Linked DNA regions of Mus musculus: region 1 is linked to region 2. The links are chromatin loops, found by intact Hi-C in ENCODE. Cell type or tissue: left cerebral cortex. All regions are shown on one strand.

The links. Peaks named below come from ENCODE experiments on the same cell type or tissue, not always from the same donor. Only the 100,000 strongest peaks of a DNase experiment are listed, where the experiment ranks them.
Region 1: a loop joins it to region 2, with 2.6 times the contacts of the local background. A loop is called at or near these places in 1 of 42 quality-filtered maps.

Annotation. Positions count from the first base shown.
Region 1 is chr10:59,386,599-59,394,598 of GRCm38, forward strand. No RefSeq gene overlaps it. Among named protein-coding and RNA genes, the nearest start is that of Pla2g12b, 13 kb to the right of the region's middle. In left cerebral cortex, no CTCF peak of the experiment used is centred here; DNase peaks (open chromatin) are centred at 564 and 3,274.
Region 2 is chr10:59,861,245-59,869,244 of GRCm38, forward strand. It overlaps Micu1 (mitochondrial calcium uptake 1), which reads left to right. Exons shown (of 12, transcript NM_144822.3): 11 at 319-408; 12 at 1,935-2,890. The coding sequence ends at 2,092. Among named protein-coding and RNA genes, the nearest start is that of Dnajb12, 14 kb to the right of the region's middle. In left cerebral cortex, a CTCF peak has its summit at 4,035 (motif pointing left); DNase peaks (open chromatin) are centred at 1,849, 3,210 and 4,034; H3K27ac peaks cover 268 bases.

The DNA of each region.
Region 1 (8,000 bases), 470 kb before region 2:
GCTCCTTTACCTACACACTGGGGATTTGACCTCTATCTCCACTCTCATTAATATGGGTGGCCTATTTGCTCTTATTAAAAGAAAAAGGGGGAACTGTGGGAAGCCGCCCCCACATTCGCCGTCACAAGATGGCGCTGACATCCTGTGTTCTAAGTTGGTAAACAAATAATCTGCGCATGAGCCAAGGGTATTTACGACCACTTGTACTCTGTTTTTCCCGTGAACGTCAGCTCGGCCATGGGCTGCAGCCAATCAGGGAGTGATGCGCCCTAGGCAATGGTTGTTCTCTTTAAAAGAGGGAAGGGGTTTTCGTTTTCTCTCTCTTGCTTCTTGCGCTCTCTTGCTTCCCTCTCTTGCTTCTTACACTCTGGCCCGATAAAGATATAAGCAATAAAGCTTTGCCGTAGAAGATTCTGGTTGTTGTGTTCTTCCTGGCCGGTCGTGAGAACGCGTCTAATAACACCTGCTAGACTTGAGCTGGATTCTCAGGACTCAGCCAGGCATGGTGATGCCTGTGTGTAGTCTCAGAGCCTAGAGACAGAGACAGGTGGCTCCTGAGATTGCTGGGCAGCCGGCCTAGCTTAATTGGCAAGTTGCATGCCAGTAACAGACTGCACTATTAAAAAAAAAAGTGTGTGATTTTAATTTGCAACTTTAAAAAAACAAAGTTTCCAATCAATAAATAAATGCAGTCGGGTGCACACTTTTATACTTTTCATCTCAGCTCTCAGGGGACAGAGGCAAATGGATCTCTGTGAGATTGAGTCCAGTATGTTCTACATAGTGAGTTCATGCTGGCCATGACTGTACAGTGAGACCCTGCAAGTATATAAATAAAATTAAAAAGGTAGGTGGCACCTGAGGAAAGACAGCTAAGGGTATCCTCTGCCTTCTACACACACGAGCTGATGCACACAAAGACACATGCACACTGAGTCGCTCTACTGTAGCTGTGAAGAGACACCAGAACCAAGGCAACTCTTACAAAAGTAAGCATTTAAGTGCTTATAGTTTTAGAGGTGGAGAGCATAGAGTGGTCCACAGGCAGTGGTGCTGGGGAGGTAGCTGAGAGCTTTATATCCTGATCCACGAGTGTGTGTGCAAAAGAGAAGGAGAGAGCAACAGAAAGACAGAGAGACTGGAGCTCTGGAGCTCAGGGCCCACCCTTTGTGTCACCTGTAACTGGAAATATTAAAAAAGAACCACCAAGTTCCTGCACTCTATCTAGCTACTCTCTGCCCACCAACTCTCTGGTAGGACTGGACCTCTGGAGTTCCCTTCACTGCCATGCCAGCCCCACGCAATGACCATCCACCCTGCTGTCAAATGCCACAACATCCAGCAACCTGGTAGAAACAAAACTCTAGAAGCTTATAATTAACAAGTCAGATTTATATATCAATAAATTCTCAACTCATAAGATGCCCACACAATAATTTCAGGGCCAATTGATAATGGTACAAGCTGCCCACCTAGATTAGACAAGTTATCCCAATTATTCTATCCTTTATGATATCATAGCTACCTGTGGCTATTTAAAGCCATGCTGGTTCAGGATCTCCTTCCTGTCTGTCCTCCATTTTGTTTTTCCTCCCTTTCTCCCTGAGTCGCTCTCTGTCCCTGCAACTCTTTGCTCTACCTCTCTTTTCCCCGTCCAATCACAGGCCTCCTGCTGCACTAATATTTCAATGTAATTTGACAGGGAAAATCCTGCCATAGCACACTTCCTCTAACAAGTCCACACCTCCTAGACCTTCTAATCCTTTCAAACCATTCCATTTCCTGATGACTGAGTATTCAAATATATGAATCTATGGAGACCATTCTTATTCAAACCACCACATATACACATACACCCATCACCCCCTAACTCCAGAAACAAACTCTCTCTAGTTAACACAGTTGCAGCTGAAGAGGTCTCCACCCCTCAGTGGGCAGAAACCCAGGAAGCAATGAGAGCTCCTGTCTGCTCTTGAGAGTGTGCACTCTACTGGTCGAGAAAAGACCCTCATGGAACTAGCCATCACCCACCCCATAACTCATTTGAAAGTTTTCCTCAAGAGTTCAAGGCAAAGTCTGCATGGGTGCTTCAGAAGGGATGGCATGATGGCATGATATGGTCCTGCCCCTGGAGTAGAGCAGCCCCTGGCCTGTTCATGGGACTCCATGAGTGTTAATGGTTGCTGTAGGCATAAGGCTTGTTTGTATAATAATGTACATATTTTCATGTTCTTCCTTTGGGGAATGCTCTCTCTGCCAGGGTTAATGACTCCATGATAATTAGAAACAGTACAAATCTGGAAGGCTAAAATGTGTTTATGTTCCTCAGCAAAATGGTAAATGCTGTGACCTTCTTCTGGACAGCCCTTAAGGCTGTGGGAAAGAACTCTGAAAACATGAGTTCAAAAATATATAATTTCTGAACTATACAAAATAAGTTCTATGAGGGGCGTCACAGGTCTAAAAGAACAGAGGCAGCTGCACTATGAGCCAGCTTGTCAGGAAGATACTTAGAAGGAGATAAAGAGGTTTAGGGAGTGGTGATCTTGGAGTGAGATCCCACCCAGCTAAACTTACTGTCTTACAAAGGCAGGCAGATCTCTGAGTTCAATTGCTATGTTTAAAAAAAAAATGTACTTGCTCTCTTTTCTAGGAATCAAGGGGCTAAGGTCATAAGATGCTGATTCATGGGATAAGCAAAAGGAAACCTGGGGTGGAGGATTGAACTGATATGCAAATAAAAGACTGGGCTTTGGTCTGCACGGGCTGAGCTGTCTGGAGATCAGCCTGGAGAGATGCCTTGAGCAGAAGACAGGGCTGTCAGCTTACACCTAGGATTGACTTTGAGTCCTTTCTTTTGCCACTCCCAAACACCCCTTACTCAGGAACCCTGAGTAAGGTCCTTGAGTAAGGTCTGAGGCTGGTCCTTGGCAGGTGATGGTGCATGGCTTTAATCCCAGCACTCGGGAAGCAGAGGCAGTCAGATCTCTGTAGGCCAGCCTAGTCTACAGAGCAAGTTCCAGGACAGACAAAGCTACACAGAGGAACCCTGTCTCAAAAAAAAAAAAAAAAAAAAAAAAAGGTTTGTGACAAGACTCAACCCCATGCTTTTGGGAGACAAGGGAGTCTTCAGTTGGCCTTTCTGAAGACACCAACTCAGTTGGGAGCCTGACAGTCCTGTCCAAAGACAGCAGCCAGCACGCTGCATATGCGGCCACCTGTTTAAGAAGCCACTGTGATGGGAACTGGTTCATTATGGAAAATGTTCTTCCTCTTTCTGTTATTTGTAGCTCTGGAGTTATGCAATCCCACCACTATTATGGAGTCAGAAAACTGATTCTGAGTGGAAAAATGGGGCGGACATCTGCTGTTGCCAGTTTTTCTATTTACATCCTGCATGTAAGGTTTTAACATCAATGCTTAAATCTAAGGCATTAATATAAGAAAGTAAGAAAAACAATACTTGCCACAACATTTCTGTGAACAAGATTTTACAATTCAACTTTATAGTGATTTAAATAAAACCATTAATTTTTCTGGACAGTACTGTTATTTGGACTTTAAAGAAAAAAGTCCGTTGAGAGCATGTTTAAATCTAGAGTTAAAGATGGCGTCCATTCATCCATTTGGACTCAAGGTGGGAAAAAAGAGTGAAGAATTGTGGAACACTGAGGTGCAGCAGAAATAGTGGTCTGTGAAATAAAACCTTTGAAGGGTTGAGCTGTGAGCTTTGTACCACCCTGTATATGGGCAAGCAAGGGTCACTGAGGTAAGTCGGCTGATAAAGGGGCTTGCCTCTAAACCTGAGTTTCTTCCTGGTAGGAGGAATTGATCCAACGCTCTGCCTAGCATGCCTGTAGCCCTGGTTTCTATCCCCAGCCCTACACGTAGCATTAGGGGAAAGTAGCTACACTAAAAAGGCAAGGGGCCACTGAAGCTTCCTTTGAGAGCACAAGAGGAAAGCATCAGATGCTGAGAACTAAGACACCAAGCCTGGGAAGACCTCCCTGGTTCCTCCGTGTGAGCTTTGTCCTCCATCTGTTGGATAAATCTGGAAAGGCGTTCCCTAGAGTGACTCGGCTCCCAGAAAACCTTAGGGCTTGATTATTGCCAACAATCCTGAGTTCCAAACTTCAATACAAATTCTTAATCTCTCTTCCAGAGTCTACTGAGAAAGCAGGGAGGAAAAATATTACCAGGAGTGTTTTCAGCCTCCAAAGTTAGATGCAAAGGGCTAGATGGAGGGTGGGTTTCAACAGGCCAGATTGGGCATGTCTCTGAAACTGTGTGGTGGGCAGATGTGATTGACAGCTGCCTGTAAGCTCTGTACCCAAGGAGCAGAGTCAGGAGGATTGGGAGTTCAAAGCCAGCCTGAGCTACACATGATCCTGACTCTAAGTGATCAGCCAACCCAAGCCTTCCAACAGTCTTTATTACCTTTTGTAAAGTGATACAGGCTGTTACGTTCTTAGATTTGCCTGCCCGAGTTGTGGGGATAAAATGAGCCACTGAGCACTGAGCCCTGGGTACTCGGCTGTAAAATATTTGAAGTTGCTTTTGAAGTTGAATGCCAATATTTTCCGGGCTTCCAGTTTTAATGTTCATTTTCAGTTGTAAATATTTTATGTAGTTATTTACTTACATAATACTGTTTGTAAATTTACAACCAGATGTTAGACCAGATGACCACTCTGCTATTTGAGATTTATAGATGTCAATACTCGTCAATCAAACCCCAAACAGTTGAGGTTTATGCTTTATGGAATATTCATCGGAAACACTCAAGTCATCCTATGTTACGAAACAACAAGGTGATTCCTTGGCACCAGCAAGTAGGCATGCAGACTCCATTGCCACTGTCTCACCAGGATGTCCTGCATGCAAGAACTTATTTTGAATATCCCATCTGTTGTGTTTACCCTGTAATGGTAATTAAAGATACATTACTATCCTTGTGTTCCTAAAGCTGGCAGCTTTGAACTTATACTGTATGAGTGAATTCTGTTGGTACTGGAGCCCATTGCTGAGCACTGGTGCTGGGACTGGATCTGAGGATACAGGAGGAGTTCCCTGTGCTAAGCAAGCAGTTGTGTGCAGGGCTTCGTGGAACACAAGCCAGCAGGGCTCATCCTCAGTAGGACTGTCCAGTGTCTCAGCAGAAGGCTGCCATAGAGAACAGGAGCAGTATATCTCAAGAGTGCAAAGGAGAGAGAGATTCTCCTTTACTGAGAATTCTGTATCTGGCAAAAGTGTGCTTTGAAAAGGAGGGAAACAATACATTCCTGTTGAAGCTAATTCTTTTATTACTTTATGGGGTTCTTATACCTTTACCTCCCTTCCAACCTTATTTTCCCCCTAATCCCTTCCAGCCCCCCTGCCCCCCCCAACACTAAGTAGGAGAGGAAGGTTAGAGGGAAAATGGGGGAGCATAGATCTCTTCTCGACAACAAAACAGACTACTTCCTGCTGCGGGTTCCTTGGGGTAAGTCCTATCTGTGTCATCAGAATATCTCCGGCTTCTTATCAAACCACAACAATAGCAACCTGGAGTAGCAGGGACCAACAGCAGTCACCTCTTCCTCCTCCTCCTCTTCCTTCTCTTTCTTCTTCAGAGTGCCTCAGTCCCTTGCTGGGCTCTGGCGTTTATTCCCTCTCCAGAGTCCCCAGAATTAAACTATCTGCAGCTGACAAAAGCCATGCCCCCTCCTAGCTAACAATCATAGTTAGTGGCTGTGGACAAACGGAAGCAGCCCCATATCCCATACCTGGGATTAAAACACAAACATATTCACATAACATAACACCCGCACAAACCAAAGAAACAAAAAGCTTCTACAATGAAAAGTTTAAGAAATGACAGAAGACACTAGAAGATGGAAAGACCCTCCCACACTCAGGAATCAGGAAATTTAACACCGTGAAAATGGCCATCCTATCAAAATCAATCTCCAAATTTAGTGAATTCTCAATAAAAATTTCTGGGCCATCCTTTACGACATAGAAAAAAAAATCTTAAAATTCAGATGGAATCACAAAAGGCCCTGATAGCCAAAGCAACCCTGAGCCAAACGACCACTGCTGAAGATATCATCATATCTGACTCCAAGTCATGCCACAGATCTATCACAATAAGAGCAGCTCGGTACCAACACAAACACCCAGATCAACGGAATAAAAGACGCAGACACAAGCTTACATGGCCACGCGTGTAACAAGACAAATATACAAAAGCTGCGCTGGAGAAAAGACAGCCATGTCTAAAAATGGTGCTGGGACAACTGGGCATCAGCATGTAGAGGAACAGAACCAGATCCTTATCTCTCACACAAACTCAACTCCAAACAGACCAAGGACCTCAACATGTGACCAGGCACCCCAAAACTACTACAGGAAAAAGTCGGGAGCATGCTTCAGGATCTAAGCAGGGGTGAAGCCTTTCTGAGTAGAACTCCAGCAACACAGGAAGAGCAATAATCAACAAGTGGGAGGTCATGAGACCAGGTGTGTCCTCCCAGCAAATGAAACTGTCAATCAAGCGAAGGGCTGGTCTATAAGACGAAAGATTTTTGGTATCTAGAGAATTGTCATCTAGGATATACAAAGATCTCAAAACACCAAGATAGCAAACGACCCAACTAAAAATGAGCTATAGAATTAAACAGAGAGTTCTCAGAAAGAAACCAATGAGTACTTTTAAGTGTTTGAGACTTTTAACCATCAAGGAAGTACGTATGAAAACTTCTTTCAGGTTCCATGTTCCCCAGGGCATCATTGAGTAAACTAAAACCAACATACACAGTGGATATGAGCAGAAAGAAACCCTTTAATTCACTTTTAATTTTATATATGGTATATGTGTGTTGCCTGCATGTATGTCTGTGAACCATGTGTGTGGTTAGTGCCTACGCAGGACAGAAAAGGGTGTCCTGGACCTCCTGGAACTGGAATTACAGATGGTTGTGAGCCACTGTGTGGGTGCAGAGAGTCGAACCTTGGTTCTCTGGAAGAGCAGCCAGTGCTCTTAACTGCTGAATCATTTCTCCAACCCAAACAGACTTAGCACACTAACGGGTGCAAGTGTAAACTAGTGTCACTGTGGAAATCAGCCAACACATGACCCAGCTATGGCACTCCTGATCATGTACCCAAAAGGCTGCATCCTACTTCAGAATCCTGGCATGTTCATGTTCATTGATGCTTTATTCGCACTAACTAGGAAATGGGATTGGCCTCTGTGTCTGTCAACTGATAAATAACAAGAAACAATGCATACACGAAACAGAACAGAAAGGAGGTAAGTCAGGCCCAGAAAATCAAACAGAATGTGTTGTCTCTTGTACATGGCTTTTAGCTTCAACTTTGAGAGGTGATAACATTGGAATGCCTGGAAAGATCTGGAGTCAAGGAAAAGAGCCATAGAGGGAGTGGGCAGAGGGAAGGGTACGTGAAGGGAATGGGGATAATAGAAAACAGGAGACAGGAAAACAGAAGGAGGGAGGACTGGGGGGGGGGGTGACAAGACTTATCCAGGGAGGGCAAGAGATAGGGGAGAAAGGAATGTGAGGTATGTGAGAAGAGTCAGTGAAAGCTAAGGATATGTGGAGCCTGGAGAGGTGACTTGGTGGTTAAGAGCATTTGCTGTACCCACAAGGTGGCTTATCTTCATCCATAACTCCAGTTTCAGGGGATCTGATGCTCTCTTCTGACTTCCTTAGGCATCAGGCATCCCCGTGATACACATATATACACACAGGCAAAATATACATACACATGAATGAAATAAACAATACTGCCTTTTAAAAGGGGGAGGGAGAGATGGCTCAGTGGTTAAGAACACAGGCTGCTCTTCCAGAGGACCCAGGTTTGATTCCCAGCAACCACATGGTGGCTCATCATTGTCTGCAGCTCCAACCTCAGGAGATTCAGTGTCCTCTTCTGCTCTCCAGGCACTAGGCACACATGAGGCTTACAGACATACGTGTGGACCGAACATGCATACA
Region 2 (8,000 bases):
TCGTGTCTCTCAAGTGCCGCATCACTGAGACACGCACAGCCCATTTTGATTGTTGAAGACTGGCTCGATGCCTCTCCTCTGTGGCCTTGAACTATGCTCATGGCTTTGACACAGGTTCTCATTGTGTGGCCCCAGCTGCCCTCAGTGCTTTGATCCTCCTCCCTCACTGTCCTCAGCACTAAAGGAACGGTGTGCCGCCCCCACAGCCGGCCTTGCTTTCTCAGATATGACTGCAGAGTTTGAGTGGTTTAGCCAGCTTCCAGAGAGAGAAGAGGAGAGATGTCTGTACAGCTCTAACACAGCGTTTCCTTTCCTCAGTGACCATGCAGCAAGTGGCCAGGACAGTGGCGAAGGTCGAACTCTCGGACCATGTGTGTGACGTGGTGTTCGCGCTCTTTGACTGTGATGGTGAGTGGGGTCCCGTGGAGTGGAGAGGGTGCACCCGGCCTTGCTGTAGTCCTAGATCCTGTTTGTAGTGGGGCAGTTTTATATGGCAGCATCACCTCCACAGCGGTCGGCCCTTGGCATTGTGAGCTTGAGAGTCACCACCCTGGGCCCCAGTCTGTGTTAGCCACGTCTCTGGGTTCATTTTGGGTTTTTGTTTTCTTTCTTTCTTTGTTTAGTTTTGTTTTGTTGAGATGGGGGTGTCTCTATGTAACCCTGGCTAGCCTGGAACTTACTGTATACACCATGACTGAGCGCCATGATTAAGGAAGTGTAATACCACACCCAGGACATTTTCCATTTCCTGTGATTCCACCTTGCCTGTGGGTTTAAATTAGTGACCACATGGGTTTCAAAATGAAAACAGCAATCACATTTGTTCTCCCAAATTGTAACCCTGAGGATCCCCAGACATGTCATTTTCTCTGGAAAATAAAGATGCAAAAAAAAAAAAAAAAAAAAAAAAAATTTTTTTTTTTTTTTTTTGTTTTTCGAGACAGGGTTTCTCTGTGTAGCCCTGGCTGTCCTGGAACTCACTTTGTAGACCAGGCTGGCCTCGAACTCACAAATCCACCTGCCTCTGCCTCCCGAGTGCTGGGATTAAAGGCGTGTGCCACCACACCTGGCAAAAGATGCAAAAATATTAACACACACACAGTTTGTTGCCAGTAGGTGAGAACACACATTTCAATGTCTCTAGAAAGAAGATGGCTGCGGCTCTGTTCTTACAGAACATAGTGGATGCCAGAGCCTGTGCCACGTACTGAGAATAGCAAGAGAAATGAGGGGCAGGGCAGATCACTGGCTGCTCGTACCGAGGGCAAAGGCTCAGTTCACAGCATCCAGGAGATCTGTCACCTCCTGACCTCCTCGGGTACCAGCCACGCACAGAGTGAATATGCACGTAGACACTATGCACACAGAATTTTATAAATTAAAAGAAAAAAAGAGATGGGGTGCAATCCACCTTGGGAAGGATGTATAAGCCCAGACCAGCAAGGGTTCCAGGGCCAAGGCTAAGGATGAGCAGGTTGGCCAGGTAAAGGGCGACAGGGACACCTCCCAGGAGGAAAAGCAGATTGAACTGGAGCCTCGCCACACCCCAGGGGTCCTCATTCCTTGCTACAGAAAGTAGCCACACTGCTCCCCTGCAGCACAGAGTCCTCTCCACACTGCTCCCCTGCAGCACAGCGTCCTCTCTTTGCCCCATTATTGCGATGTCTCTTCTGCAACCTGGGAGCATTCCAGGGACCAATGCACAAGGTTCATCCATCTCTGTTCCAACACAGACCTGACTTATGCTCTATTCAAAGCATCTGTGGGCTCTGTTTAGAAACAGGGAAGGAGCTGGGTGATTCATCCTGAGCTAAGGTTGAGAGTAGTTGAGTGTGTGCTGGGCTGCAGAACCCACAGGGTGTAGGGGCTGGAATTTCTCAGTGGCTTTTATCCCAGAGTCCCCACTTACACCTTTGTGTCTCCTCATCCTCCAGGCAATGGGGAGCTGAGCAACAAGGAGTTCGTTTCCATCATGAAGCAGCGGCTGATGAGAGGCCTGGAGAAGCCCAAGGACATGGGCTTCACCCGCCTCATGCAGGCCATGTGGAAATGTGCCCAAGAAACTGCCTGGGACTTTGCTCTGCCCAAATAGTATTCCCACCTCCTGCACCTTAGCACCCTGCAAGCCCTGGAGTGGCCCTTCATGCTGCTGATGCATCGGGAGTGGTGCCCACCTCCCCATCTTTCTGGGAGTAACCTCTGGGCTCAGCCGGCTTCCCTCTCCACCCTGCCCTGACCCCATCAGTGTTCTGCTAGGCTCTGAGTCTGCAGTCGGATGGAAGGTCCTAAAACAGGACTGAGGCTTCAAAGTAGAGACCTTAGTTAACTCCCTTAGCAAGTGCCCTGTGGGTCAGTGCAGGAGCCCTCCCAACCCCGGCCAGCCCGGGAGGGAGGCAGCTCTGCTCTGCTCTGACATCTGTCTCTCGCTGTGGATTTATAGTAGCAAGAACACTCCCTGCCATTTTCCTCCTGCTGTTTTTAAGCTGCAAGTTTGGAAATGAGCTGGCAGGCGAAAGGAAGTGTGATGAATGATAATGCAGATGACCCTGGCACCCTGAGCTGGCAGGAAGCCTGGCCAGAGGAGGGTCTGTGTTAGCCACCAGGGGCTCCAGGAAGGCACTGTGCCCCCAGCAGAATCCAGATTCCAAGTGGCTGCTTTAAGCAGCTCTCCAGAACTTCCCAGCTCTGTGGTTTCCTCCCAGGCTCCCTGCGATGCCTCCTCTGGGACTCTGCTTCACTAGAGCAATGGCTGAGCCCCTGTCCCTGTGTCTCATCCCCTCTCTATGGACCTGTGGAGCCCAGACCCAGCTCAGAGCCTAGCTGCCCTCTGTCTAAGACACTCGTAAAATATCACTTTAATTATAGCACTTTGCAGGAAATACCCGCAAGAGCTCTGTGTCCTTTCTTTCTTTTAGGCCGTTCCTCTGGGCCCTTGTTTTTTGTCATCAGCCAGAGACTGATGCTCTCTCGTCACAAGCAACTTGAGGCAGGTACAAAAGACACATGTTTGCACATTAGGGTAGCATTGTGCCATCTCCTTTGAAGTGTTGCTTCCGAGGAACTGTCACACACAGTCCCTGACACAGACCTATGAGCATCCGGTATGTTGGATGTGCATTGAGAACCATAGCAACAGTGTTGTCTGATGGACTCGGCTCCACCGCTCAGTGGTGCTGAGCCCGGTCCCCATCTGTTCGTTCATCTGTGAAATGATAGATTGAGCTGGATGGGCCCGAAGTTCCCTCCTATGAGCCCCTGCTTCAGCTCTCCAGAACCTCCAGGGTCTGCCTCAGCGTGGGACTCCACCCTGACTCAGAACACAGCCAGGGGTGATTGGGCAGCAAGAGAGCTGGGGCCTCTGCCCACACCTGCACAGGAAAGCAGAGGTGGGCACTTCCTCTATGCCTCCCTTCCACGAGGCCGGCTTCGCTCTCCGCTGAGACGTGCCCCGTCTTCACCACTCTGCCTGGAGTCTTAAGTGCGGGCTTTGCTGTGCTGGGTGCTCTAAGCCTGAGGCATCGGTGCAGTGTAAGTGTGTCTTAAATATGACCCAGTAATCCCCGCTCACCCTCTCCCCCGTTTCCCTTCTCCAGAAAGCCATCCACGGGCTGGGTGGGACATTTACTTCCCCCCACAAGAACTCTTCAGGGGAGCGGCTGGGCTTCCTTAACCCGAGGTTCACTGTTATCCTAGGAGACCAGAAGAGGAATCTTAGAAACTGTTGCTAAGGGCAACTTAAGAATGCTCCATGATTTAAAAAAAAAAAAAAAAAAAAAAAAATTTTTTTCAATTGCTTCTAGTGCCCCACCTTGTTTCTGCTATGGCTGAAGCACATACTCTAGGGAAAGGAGGAAAGGGGAGAGGTGGACAATGGCTGCTGCCACACAGTTAAGAAGAAACTTCACGGGCCAAGGAGGCTAGTGCTAGCTCCAGGGTGCAAGCCTCGAGCAGACCAAACCCACAGGGGTCATGAGAAGTCAGGCAGGAGCAGAGACTGGCTCAGCTGTGGACTTCCAGTGCCACCTGCTGGCAGAACTGCTCAGTGCAGGAGTCCAGCTTGCCAGCAGGGCTGGGTGGCCCAAAGGCATAGCAGAAGAAACTGAGAGGATCCAACTGCAGGTGAAAGAGAGGGAAATGGTGCATTGCTCTCTGACTTAGAAAATGAATTTAATGAGTAAATGTATGTTCTTCGAGCTATTCGATGTCACCTTCACTAATCAGCAACTGTAGACGAGGCACTGAGCAAGGTCTTTGAGGAGCATGCGCATAAAGAGGAAAACAGGAAGGTGCAACAGCTGCTACCGTGAAGCAGCTTTCCATCCGATACCTATGTGTAAGCCCACACACGCTGCCGGAAGAAGAAGTGGGATTGGGGTTGGTTTGTCGTTTTGAATAGGCCTGTGAGTTGAGTAGAAGGGTCCAAAGATTGAGGAGCAGGAGGACCAAGGGAATGCAGATTCAAAGGCCAGGTCCATCCTGGAAACTGGAGTCCAGGGTTCCTAACGTGGTTTAGGGACTGATTCTGCGTTACAACAGGGAGCCAAGTGTGGCAAGCGTTGTAGCTGGCAGCACATCTGTAATTCCAAAACTAACAGGGAGCGGGGGTCGGGGTGGGGGAGGGGTGGGTTGGGGTGCAACTTTGGGCAAAAGATCACTTTGAGTTCAAAGCCAACCCAGACTAGATGGTGAAACACCGTCTCAAAGGAAAGAGTGGGAATGAAGATAACAACCATACAAAGTAACTCAGAAACCATCCATCTGGTGGACATTTGGGATTGGGAGTGTAGCACAGTGTAAGAGTTTGTGTCAGCGTGCCTGAGACCCTGGGTTCCACCACCAGCATACTTGAGTGCTCAGAACTGAGTATACTACTGGGTGTGCTTTATACAGAGGCAGCGGCAAGCTCACTGACAGCTGGACCTCAGTATGCGTGCTGTCCTGGGTTTGGTCCCTAGCACCATTTAAAAAAAAAAAAAAACCCTAAGGAAAAATTATAAATCTCCATTATTAGGTCTGGCATGGTTGCAAAAGCCTTTTATCCCGTCACTCGAGAGGCAGAAGCAGGCAGATTTCTATGAGTTGAAGGTTGGCCTGGTCTGCACAGTGAGTTTCAGAACAGCTGGGGCTATTTAAAGAGACTCTGTCTCAAATAAATAAATAGATGAATGAGTGAATGAATGAGTAAATAAATGGATGGATGGATGGATAAATACTTCCATTCTTGCAGAAGACAGGCTGACAGTATGCTATGCACCTGCCACAACAGACTAAGTGGGGGGAGTCACAGGACTGGGGGAATGTCTCAGTGGGTAACATGCTTGCCACACAGGCCTGACAACCTGAGTTTTGGTTTGGATCCTGAAAACTCAGTAGAATACAAGACTCTAGTTCCAGATGAGCCTCTCCTGGAGGGTGGGAGGTGGAGACAGAAGAACCCTGCAACAGTTCCCTTGGCATGTGCAAGCAATGAACAGGAGAGAGCCAGTCTCAAGGTGGCAGGTGAGGTTTGACACCCAAAATTTTCCTTTGACCTCCACATACATGTAATGGAGTATGTGCACCTGAACACAAGACACATAGAGAACACACATGTAAATAAACTTGGGGTTACAGGCATGTACCACCATGCTCAGTTTTATACAGTGCTGGGGACTGAACCCATGACTTCATGCATGCTAGACAGGACAAGCACCCAACCAATTGAGCTACATCCTGGTATTAGGAACTTTAAAATGCATAAAATTACCAATAATCAACAGCTTAAAAAAATAGCGCTGTAGGTAAAGGTGGGAGAGGGGTGTTGGCTGGGCAGTGGTGACACAAGCCTTTAATCCCAATACTTGAAAGGCAGAGGCGGGCAGATCTCTGAATTAGAGGCCATCCTGGTCTACAGAGTGAGTTCCAGGATAGCCAAGGCTACATGAAGAAACCCTATCTCAAAAAAAAACAAAATAATAATAATAATAACAATAAATAGTACTGTAAGCAACTCTGTGCCAATAACTGTGAAATTACTATTTTCTCGAACATATCTTACCAGACAGACATAAAATTCAAGTAGCCAAACCACAATATATTTAATCCATAAAAATTATAACAAAAAGTGCCAATCACAGATGGACTGGTGGGGAAGAAAGGCAACTATAGGGCCCTGTAAATAAGTTAGGACAGCCATATTAATAATTAGGAGCCACTGGGGGCACTAAGAGGGAAAATGCTGTAATAAACTGCACTGTGTTTACCTTCTTCAGTACTGAAGTTAAAACCCATCATTTTGTGCATATACCAGCCAAGCACTGCACATTGGGCTGCACTCCCAAAGGCCAGCCCTGCATTTTTGAATGGTCAGTTTTCTTGCGATGCATTAAGTGGGCTTCAGTGGAGTCCACAGTGAGTCATAAGCTCCCCCAGAACAGTGGCTCTCAAACATCCTAATGCTGCGCCCCTTAATACAGTTCCTTGTGGGACGGTGAAAGGCAGCCTGTTTTCTGGTCAAGCTAAGTTCAAACCCTGGAGACCCAGCAGATGAATCTGCAAGGGACAGAAGGCCCGTTTGCCATGCTCCCAGACATAGGCTCCTAACGAGACCCAAGCTGCATAATTCTGTGGCCATCAGTCAGGTAAGCTGTCTGGTCTCTCTCTCTCTCTCTCTCTCTCTCTCTCTCTCTCTCTCTCTCTCTCTCTCTCTCTCTCTCTCTCTCTTTCCCTCCCTCCCTCCCTCCCTCCCTCCCTCCCTTCCTCTTTGTTTTTTTTTCAAGACAGGGTTTCTCTGTGTAGCCCTGGCTGTCCTGGAACTCACTCTGTAGACCAGGCTGGCCACGAACTCAGAAATCCTCCTGCCTCTGCCTCCCAAGTGCTGGGATTATAGGTGTGTGCCACCACTGCCCAGCAAGCTCTTGTTCTCTTACTCTCACCTCTTGCTCTTCTTCTCCCCCTCCCTTCTCCTCTTTCTCCATGTGGCCATGGCCACCCTCTGATTCGCTTCTCTTCTCCTCCCCTCCCCTCCTCTTCTCTCTTCCTCCCCCCTCCCTTCCCCTCCCCTCTCCTCCTCTTCTCCCTCCCTCCCTCCTCCCCTCCCTCCCTCCCTCCTCCCCTCCCTCCCTCCTTTTCTACAATAAAGCTCTAAAACCATGGCAGGAACCACCCAGCACCTTCTCCCCTTGCCCCTTCTCCACACACACACACTTTGTTCTCAGCTCTTCCTGGACATCCAGCCGAGACTGGAATGTCAGAGAATGAGAACCTATTGTATCTGACTTCCGTTAGGCCCAGAGACCCCAGAGCCCGCTCTTTCTCTGTGGTGCCTGAGAGTCGGACTGTGCCTTCCCCACTCACCTCCGAGCAGGGTCAGGCGGCCTCACACGGCCCGCCCGACACCCTTCCCAAGGTGGTTCTATGGGGTCCCGCGGCAGTCTCCAGCATCTGCCTGTCCAGTCTCCTGCATCCACCTGTCCCGTCTTCCTGAGTTGGGACTCGGGTCTCTCCCACCCCTGTATTTTCCCACGTCCAGCGCCAGGCAGTTCCTCATGGTGTGACCCCCAACCATAACATTTTCATTGCTACTTCATAACTGTAATCTGCTACTGTTTTGAACCGTAATGCAAATATCTGTGTTTTCAGATGGTCTTAGGCGACCCCTGTGGAAGGGTCATTTGACCCCCACAAATGGATCGTGGCCCACGGGTTAAGAATCACTGCCCAGGTTGTATCAGGCTGCAGCACCGGAAGGAAGGTTTAGAGGAAGGCGAGACCACAGCATCTTGTGACTGGATAAGGGGCAAGCATGAGGCACGAATCACGGAAGATGGCTAGGTTGTCAGTCATGACTTGTAATTGGGTAACATAGTGCTGTGGTTGCTCTTCATGGCCCTGCGAAGCTGAGAGAAGAGTCAGGGTTAGACAGAAGACGAGCCCTTCTTCAGAACGGAGGTCGGGGGCTGGTGAGGTAGCTTAGCAGTTAAGAGCATTTATTCTGGCAAAGAATCTGGGTTCGGTACCCA